2 separate regions of the Homo sapiens genome follow, and region 1 is linked to region 2. The links are chromatin contacts, found by Hi-C in ENCODE. All regions are on one chromosome and are shown on one strand. Each heading gives the region's core, a stretch centred on a gene start or an enhancer-like site at or near the end of the contact. The rest is flanking DNA. Distances are from core to core; before and after follow the strand shown. Region 1 holds the start of CEP97 (centrosomal protein 97). Region 2 holds the start of TFG (trafficking from ER to golgi regulator).

The links. A loop is a pair of places that touch in the nucleus more often than their neighbours do. Pooled maps may share reads with other maps.
Region 1: a loop to region 2 is called in a map of CD8-positive, alpha-beta T cell, with 20 times the contacts of the local background. The contact joins the promoter of CEP97 here to the promoter of TFG in region 2. A Hi-C loop is called at or near these places in 4 of 168 maps with a recorded cell type or tissue (B cell, CD8-positive, alpha-beta T cell and naive thymus-derived CD4-positive, alpha-beta T cell), 1 of 37 single-sample maps with no recorded cell type and 11 of 50 pooled maps.

Annotation. Positions count from the first base shown.
Region 1 is chr3:101,723,210-101,727,353 of GRCh38, reverse strand. It overlaps CEP97 (centrosomal protein 97), which reads right to left and starts at 2,740. Exons shown (of 11, transcript NM_024548.4): 1 at 2,635-2,740; 2 at 618-760. The coding sequence starts at 2,677. RefSeq lists enhancers at 1,262-1,873, 2,045-2,114, 2,395-2,764.
Region 2 is chr3:100,708,202-100,712,739 of GRCh38, reverse strand. TFG (trafficking from ER to golgi regulator) reads right to left here and starts at 3,246. Exons shown (of 8, transcript NM_006070.6): 1 at 3,019-3,246. RefSeq lists enhancers at 1,896-2,786, 2,787-3,678 and a silencer at 2,920-3,149.

The DNA of each region.
Region 1 (4,144 bases), core at 1,491-3,990, 1.0 Mb before region 2:
AGGAATAACATATATAAAATATTTCACATTAAAGTGATTTAAAAGGTTTATTTAGACAGCCAAACACTCTCAAACAAACTCCTTTTGTACATTTCACATATATTGTCTAAATATTCTACAGTATGACTATCAGTTTTTTGTTATTGTTCCTGGGCAATAGAAAATACAGATAAAGCTGAGCGATCAGACCTCCTCTAACTACTAAGACATTTTTAACACAGCAACAACTTGAGAATGTAAGTTCCACAAGAATAGTGCTGTTAAACTCTCAGTCAAAACTTAATACAGTGCCAGACATATAAGAGGGACGCAGTAACCATTTCTTGAATGAAGGAATGAATGAACTCTTTACCCCCATCATGAGGTAAAAGGTTACCTTAGTAACACAGTATTTTGCAAAATAAAATGCTTCCTTTTCTTAACAATGCTTTTTTTTTCTAATCTACTCTCAATGTAGTACATGTATGTTCATCTTCAGAAGAAACTGTCATGTAAAAATTTAAGGCAACAATGACTGCTTGCTAGGGCTGCACAGTTACTTTTTGTCAGGTTATTTTATTGTTTTGTTTAATAATAAATTGATCCTATGTAACCATTTCCCAGATTGCAATACCTACCTGTATTAATCGTTTGCATTTCTCCAGATTTTCCAATTTAATAATCTGATTTTTATCCAGAATCAAAGTGTGAATATCAGCTTCACAGGGTAAATTTGGACCTAATTTCTGTAGTCCCTGTCCTGACCAATTGACCACTGATCCTTGAAAAGAAACGGAAATGTTAGAAAACACAAATAAAATAAAACATGTACAACAGCTAAGCATAGGGCTGGAATTATAAAATCTCTATACCATTTCAAGTTAAAGAACAGTAGAGCATAATAAATATCAACATTGTAAAATTAAAGCAATCTTGAGTTCTAAATGACCAGATTGAATTACTCATTTTTCTTCAGAAATATCAAATTAAAACTAGACGTGTGATATTCTCCTCAAGTTGCTAAGATATACTTTGAAAATTTTCACATTTAAATATGGACGATTACTTCCATTTGTTGTGCCTAAGTAATGATACTATTGTTTAAATGTTACTAAACTTTTGACTGCAATCCACCAGCTTACAGCCTAACTACCAATATATCCTAAAGTGCCCAAACTGTGATTTTGAAAATCAAAGTATAGTTCAACTAATTCTCCCATAAAATAGGATAATACACCCATTTCCCTAGCTTGATATGAGAATTAAAAGAGAAACCATATGAATAGTACTTAGCCCCGTTCCTGCCACCGGGCACTCAATAAGGCACTTTAGTATAACATAGACGTTCAAACCCTGGCTCCACCAATTAACCATTGTGGTATATTAGGCAAATTATTGATTTCTTTTGGGCTCCCTTTTCTACTCTGTAAAGTGGGGATAATACCTGCCTTATAAATGTAGTTCTACAGAGAAAATGAGATAATGTAAAAAAAAAAACAAAAAAAAAAAGGACTGAGAACATCGCCTGGGTCATACAAAGTGCTCTGTAAATGTTAACTGCTATTAACAGTTAAGTAGCCCTGGTGGGCTTGAGAGGTGTGGTTTAAGAAAAGCCGATCTCCAAAGAGGGCGGGGCCAGAGAAACGGCCAATTTCAAATTTACACCCAGATTAGGACTACTGCAGGAAATAATTATGCCAGATTGCTCTCCTGGAGGATTTCAACGTTTTCCCGTTGTCTAATGGCTCTTAGCATGTGAGGAGTCGTGAGCCCCTCTGAAAAATTGATGAAAGGGGTGTGCTGTCTCAGAAAAGTGCACAGCCTTTGTACACAATTCCAAGGGGTCGACAGAGAGGTCTGAGAACCATCCACCAACTCTTCCCCCAAGAATTTACAGCTCCCAGAAAATGCACTCCTGGTCTAAGCCATGAAGACGGGCCTCGACCCCTGGGCCCTGTCCCCGATTTAGAGGACTGACTGCTGCCAAGCCTCGGAGCTGTAACCAAAACAAAAGCAGCTCGCGTCCGGCGCCCCAAAGAGGTAGGTATCTTCAGGCCACAGAAGCACCCACACAGTCCTGTGCTCTACTGGGCAGCGACCAAACTCGATCCTAGGACCCGTGTGCAAGAACAAGGAGTACAGAACTGCGGGCTCTGGATCATCCCTTAGATTTTATCACGGCCACTGGCCACCTCCGAGGAAGGGTTCAAAGCCAGACTAGGCAGCGGTCTCTGAGGGAAGGTTTTCCTGATGGTTCCAGGAACCAAGAAGAGAGGGAGATGTGTGAAGCGAAAGAGGGAGATCCCAAACATTTCGCTTAGGCACCCATGACTCAAAGTAAATGGTCAAGAAAGGTCATCGCAGCCCGAAATCCACCGCCTCCTCAGCATCGGGAGCGCGGGAGCCAGGGCGCCGGGCCGCGCGAAGGCTTCTGGGGGCTGTAGTCCCCCGCTCGGCCCTCACCGCGACGCCGGAGAGCTGGGAACGGCAGGTGAACTACAACTCCCAGAGGGTAGCCCGCCTCCGCGACGACCACAGATCCGCATCAAAAGAACTGGTCCAGAACTGCACATCTAAACCTAGGTTTTCTGCTCTCCACTATTTAATTCAGCTCCGTGAAGTAAACCTTAGGACTCGGGGTAGGGATCGCCTTACCTTCTCCGGGAGGCAAAGCCGCGTCCACGCGCGCCACCGCCATATTTGCTGCTTGCTAATAATACCAGGCAACCGTCCTCCCGCGGCTCTGTGGAGCTTGTAATCTGAAGGAGGGAGCCGGAAACTATAACTCCCAGGATGCACGGCTCCCAGACGGCCCAATTGGCTGCTTACGCCTAATGATGTGAAGCTGGAGTTAGAATCTGAGGGTAGTGAGCTCAGGGACCCTGGCCCACTCGCTTATTTGACAGATGAGTCAACTGCGTTATTAGATGATCATTTCACTTCCTTGTCCAGGCGTTTGCGAAATTTGACACTTTTACCATCGGGATGATTGTAAGGAAGCTACTTAATGCAGACTGCATTTTACAACTCATTGCTGGAAGTCTCTGTGGGGGCTGCTCCATTCTTTTGATAATTGTGAATAAGTTGAAAGTTTTCAACTCCGCTATAGGAATGACCGATCTTGTTGAGATCATAAAAGTGGATACATTTTATTTGAAATTTTAGTTAAGTAAAAGTAAAGTATGCCGAAATAGAAACTTTTATACAGTATTTTTAAGTGATTGTTTGATTGTTCTTGAATATTTGACAAATCTTTTGACTTACGGGTATAAGTATGAACCAAGAACTTTTCCAGGGAGTATTCAAAATAACTTTAAAATATAATCTCCAGGCCGGGCGCAGTGGTTCACGTCTGTAATCCCAGCACTTTGGGAGGTCAACGCAGGCTGATCACCTGAGGTCGGGAATTCGAGACCCGCCTGGCCAACATGGAGAAACCCCGTCTGTAGTAAAAATACAAAAAAATTAGCCTGGCGTGGCGGCGCATGCCTGTAATCCCAGGTACTCGGGAGGCTGAGGCAGGAGAATCGCTTGAACCCGGGAGGCAGAGGTTGCAGTGAGCCGATATCATGCCACTGCACTCCAGCCTGGGCAACAAGAGCGAAACTATGTCTCAAAAATATATATATTTTATATAGATATTGCATATATTATAATTATATATAAATTATATATTATATATGTTATATATTTAGATATTATATATTATATGTTATATATTTAGATATTATATATTATATATGTTATATATTTAGATATTATATATTATATATGTTATATATTTAGATATATTATATATGTCATATATTTATATATTATATATTATATATGTTATATATTTAGATATTATATATTATATATGTCATATATTTAGATATTATATATTATATATGTTATATATTTAGATATTATATATTATATATGTTATATATTTAGATATATATGTTATATGTTATATATTTATATATTATATATGTTATACATTTATATATTATATATGTTATATATTTATATATTATATATTATATATGTTATATATTTATATATTATATATTATATATGTTATATATTTATATATTATATATTATATATGTTATATATTTATATATTATATATTATATATGTTATATATTTATATATTATATATGTTATATGTTATATATTA
Region 2 (4,538 bases), core at 1,997-4,496:
CAGACATTAAAAATTTATAACATTTTATTGTCTTTTCCACTTGATGGTAGGAAGTAAACGATTATGTTTTCCATATTCCCAGAGTCTACAACAGTGCCTAGCAGACAACAGTCATTCAACAGCTATTAAATAAAGGGAAAAATAATGGATTAATATCTCTTCTTCTCAAGGCCAAGATGTTCCTGAATGTTATCTATAATCGCTGAACATTTTCCAAGCATAACTCCTTCCTCCTCCTGCCCCAAGAAAATGATCTCTTGAGACTTTTCAAGGTATCCTACAAACTACTACTGGCCACATTCTAGTTTCAACTTCCCGCCTTACTACTAGCAGCTTTCTGCTTCCTCCTCTTAAATCTGTTATTTCATTAACACCACACTTCTCTGCAATTATTCTTTATTCTTTCGGGGTATGTGAAAGCACTCACCTACTCCCCCAACATATCAACCCTTCAAGTACTTCAAAAAAGTTTTCATGAATCCTATTATATGAATATTATATATTAATGCCCTACTATTCTTCATATAAATACGCTAGGTCCTTCCATCTAACTAGTCCTTAAATTAATATCTCTAGACCCCTCACCATGCTCTCAACAGATATTTTATTAATAAATCTTCAATGAAATGGGTCATTAAAACTAAATATAACACTCTAAGGTCAATGCAGAACAGAGTGAACTGCATTCCACTCTAGGGATGCCATGCTTATCTTAATGCAAAATAAGAATACAGTTAGCTTTTTATCTGCCAGTTCTCACAATGGACTTCTCGTGAAGACAGTGATTAACAGAAATCTCCACACAACCAACTCTTCGCCTTCTGCAATGCCTTCTGCAATGCTTTCGGTATTCAGGAACTACTTATTAAATACCTACTATGTGCCAACTCTAAAGTATAATTACTTCACCAAGATGGTAAATATTCCATCTTGCTTGCTCTGGCAGCCTAAGAGTAATAAAGACCTTTCAATAAATCAATGTATTTGTTACCTTCTCCTTCCTACAAGAAGTGTAAACCAGCAATAATGTAAAAGGAACCAGTGCTTAGCTTCAGTGAGCTGGTACTATCTATTCCCAGCAGCACCTAGAAAAGTGCCTGACATATAGAATTTAAAGACTTTGTTTAAATTTTTTAATTATGGGAGAAGAAAGCTGTAATATAGATCAGTTTTTACATCCGACCCCTCACACTGTACCTTCTTTATGTAGCTAGAAGTGACTTCCATCAGACACACTCCTAATTAAGAAAAAAATTCCAGCTTTGAAGATAATTGATGGTATGTCCTTCTGACTGGGGTACGGGTTTGTTGCCCAATTTCAATGGATTTAAAATTTGAGGGCCGGGCACGGTGGCTCACACCTGTAATCCCAGCACTTTGGGAGGCCGAGGCGGGCAGATCACGAGGTCAGGAGTCCAAGACCAGACCGATCAACAGGGTGAAACCCTGTCTCTACTAAAAATACAAAAATGAGCCAGTTGTCGTGGCGCACGCCTGTAATCCCAGATACTCAGGAGACTGAGGCAGGAGAATCGCTTGAACCCGGGAGGCGGAGGTTGCAGTGAGCTGGGGGATCACGCCACTGCACTACAGCCTGGGCGACAGAGCCAGACTCCGTCTCAAAAAAAAAAAAAAATTGAGTCACGTATACTTTCTATCTGCCGTGTTTACCTGCAAATTCACTTTTTGTGTTTCCTATTGACTGTAAACATCTTGTGGCCAGGAACCAGTGCTTCTTTCCTAAAGCTGTCGTTTGCTCTTGCAGTCATCTCCCCAGAGTAAACACAAAAGTATCTCAAAAGTAAGTGTGCAACAAAACTTTCCCTTCAAGGGGAAATCCCAACCCAACATTACTTCACATACAGAATTCTGGTACTCATTTTCTCTTCCAAAGTAGAGACTGGTATTAACTAGTTCCTAGAACTGCCAGTAGGAGCCCTACGACAAGCTCTTCTCCCATCTTGTCCTTGCCCCGCCCCCTCTGAAGTCCAGAAATGACTCGGCTTCTAACTTGTATAATATAACCCTCTACCAGGTACACTTTTCTCAGCACTGGGAATAATCTGACACGCCCAAGGTCATATAAAAAGCCTGCCTCCTGAACCAGGTTCTAGGTTCGGCGGACAAACTTCTGGTTCTACTACCTCTAAGGGTAAGACCCTGCTCAATTTCAGAGGCTGTGGCTTAAGCACCTCCTGAGGGGAGCAGTTTCCTTCAAGAAATACTAAGCCAAGTCAACCTGTAATTATTCTAAAGAATGCCAAGAGGCCTCAAACCCTGCCTCAAAGGCAGTGCAGCAAGACGGTAAAGATTCTCACTACTAGCTATGTGATCTTAAGTCCTCCAAGGCTCACTTTCATCACATTCGAAATGAAAACAACCATATCTGAATTTGGAGGAATCCTTGTGATGATTAAATGAGACAGTGCATCCAAAATACTTACTGTAGTGTCCAGCAAAGCAAACTCTTAAAGTTAGCTAGAATCATCACTATAAACCAGGCTGGGCCTCCAGCCGGCGCTTGATTAAGCGCTGACTTAGCCAAGGAACTAGGCTCCGATTCTATGACCCCAATCAACTTATTCCCGTAGGCGCCACTCCACACCCTTCCGAGCTCCTTCGGGTATTGGGCGCCGGCCGCCCCAAACCTCCCAAAGCCCCTCTCCTCTCAATCCAAACGCTTGGAGGCAGGCTGCACCAAGGCATTAGCTGGCGCACTCCCCTCCCGGAGCCCCCCAGGCGCGCCTCCTGGCCACCGCAGCCAGGGGTTGCCTCTCTCCCCTCCCCCTCCGCGACCTCCCTTCCCCTCCCCCCATGCAAGGCCCCGCCCGCCCTCCCCCCCGGCCTCGTCCTCCCTCCCACCCCCTCCTCCCTCCCACCCCCTCCTCCCTCCAGCCCCTTCCCACAGTGCCTCCGACCCCAGCTGCCGCGCGGTTCGAACGAGGCCCTCCCAGCGCCTCCTAGTCTCCCGGCCTCCTCGGACAGAGCGCCCGCAACCCCCGTCTCCAGTGGCCATACCGGCTTGCGGAGGCCGCGGCCGCCGCCTCTCCGCAGGTCTCCGCTGAATGGGCGGACGCGAGGCCACTGGACTGGGGCGTCGCGGGGAGGCGGTGGTCACGGCCCCCTCGGTTGCCCTTCGCGACCGCCGCACCTCGCTCGCAGGCTCGCGCGGGCCCCGGCCAATCGCGCTGACCCAACAAGCCTAGCGAGAACTTGGGCTCTGTACGTGGCAGGTGGGGGAAGAACAGAGGCGGGAGCAAGAAAAAAAAAAATGTCCTTTCGCCCCTCCTTATTGCGCGTGGACATACCCAGGACGCATGCGCGACGGCGCGAGGCGCAGGGCTGGCTGGGTCCCGGCTGCCTAGGCCGAAGAGTCCCTGCTTTCTCACTGGATGACGGGATTTAGGAAGCGTGAGCTGCCCCGATGCACGCATGCGCGGGGCGTGACCACGCACTTCCGGTTTTCTCGAAAGCGGGTATTTCCGTTTCTCGCCAATGGGCGGGGCGTAGTGCGCTGTTCTAAACTTTTTGAGAGTTGGTTGCAGTAGACGTCTGTCCAACTTTAAGTGGTTTTTGTCGTTATTGTTGACCATTGTAGTAACAGCTGAAAAAGAAAAAACCTTTTCTTCTATAAATCCATTCATTCATTATTGGGAGCCTATGCTTTGCCAAGCCCGGTTCTAGGAATGGGGGTGAATCATTTTGTGAGCAAGGAGTTTCCAATTAAGCAGGGAAGACCTACAGCGTTTATGAGCAAGGAAAATCTGTAACTGTGTAAAGGACAAAAGCTGGGAAATTAAGGCTAAAGATTCCTGAGTGATTTTTAGAGGATAAGGCATTTGAGTGTGTCCTACGTACTCTTCCCTTCTCCCTTACCTGTTCAAATAGAAATACAGTATGAGTAAGTAGGAATTTATAGCCAAGGGGTGGAAGTCGGTCAGTGGATGGAAAATTACTAAGAGGAAATATCAGGGGCAAGGGAGATTCTGGCTAAACCAACACAACAGGATTCTAGACGAAGATAGGCCAGGATAGCAGACATCACCTGGGGGTGGTGGAGGATGAGGAACCCCATCAAGGGTGAGGGATTCTCACTACACTGCCTTAACAAGGTTCTTTGCTGAAACTGAGTTTTACAAGAAGATGCACAGATGGTCCTAGGAGAAGGCCCAGGAGCCCGAAGTTTGGCCAAACGGAGAATGTTTGTCACTTCTAAGGTGGAGACTAAGCTGATAAATAAAGCATTTAGACCCTACCTGGTCTCCAGTTGTTTACCAGTTATAAAAGAAAAACTTAAGCTGAATTAAATTTAAAGGAGTTTAATTGAGCAGTGAACGATTTCACGAATTGGGCAGCCCCCAGAATCACAGCAGATTAAGAGACTCCAGCAGAGCCACGTGGTGGAAGATTTATAGACAAAAAAAGGGAAATGAGGTACAGAAATTGGCAGTGAAGTACAGAAACAGCTGGATTGGTTACAGGTTGGCGTTGGCCTTATTTGAACACTTAGCAGTCTATGAGTGATTGAAGTGTGGCGG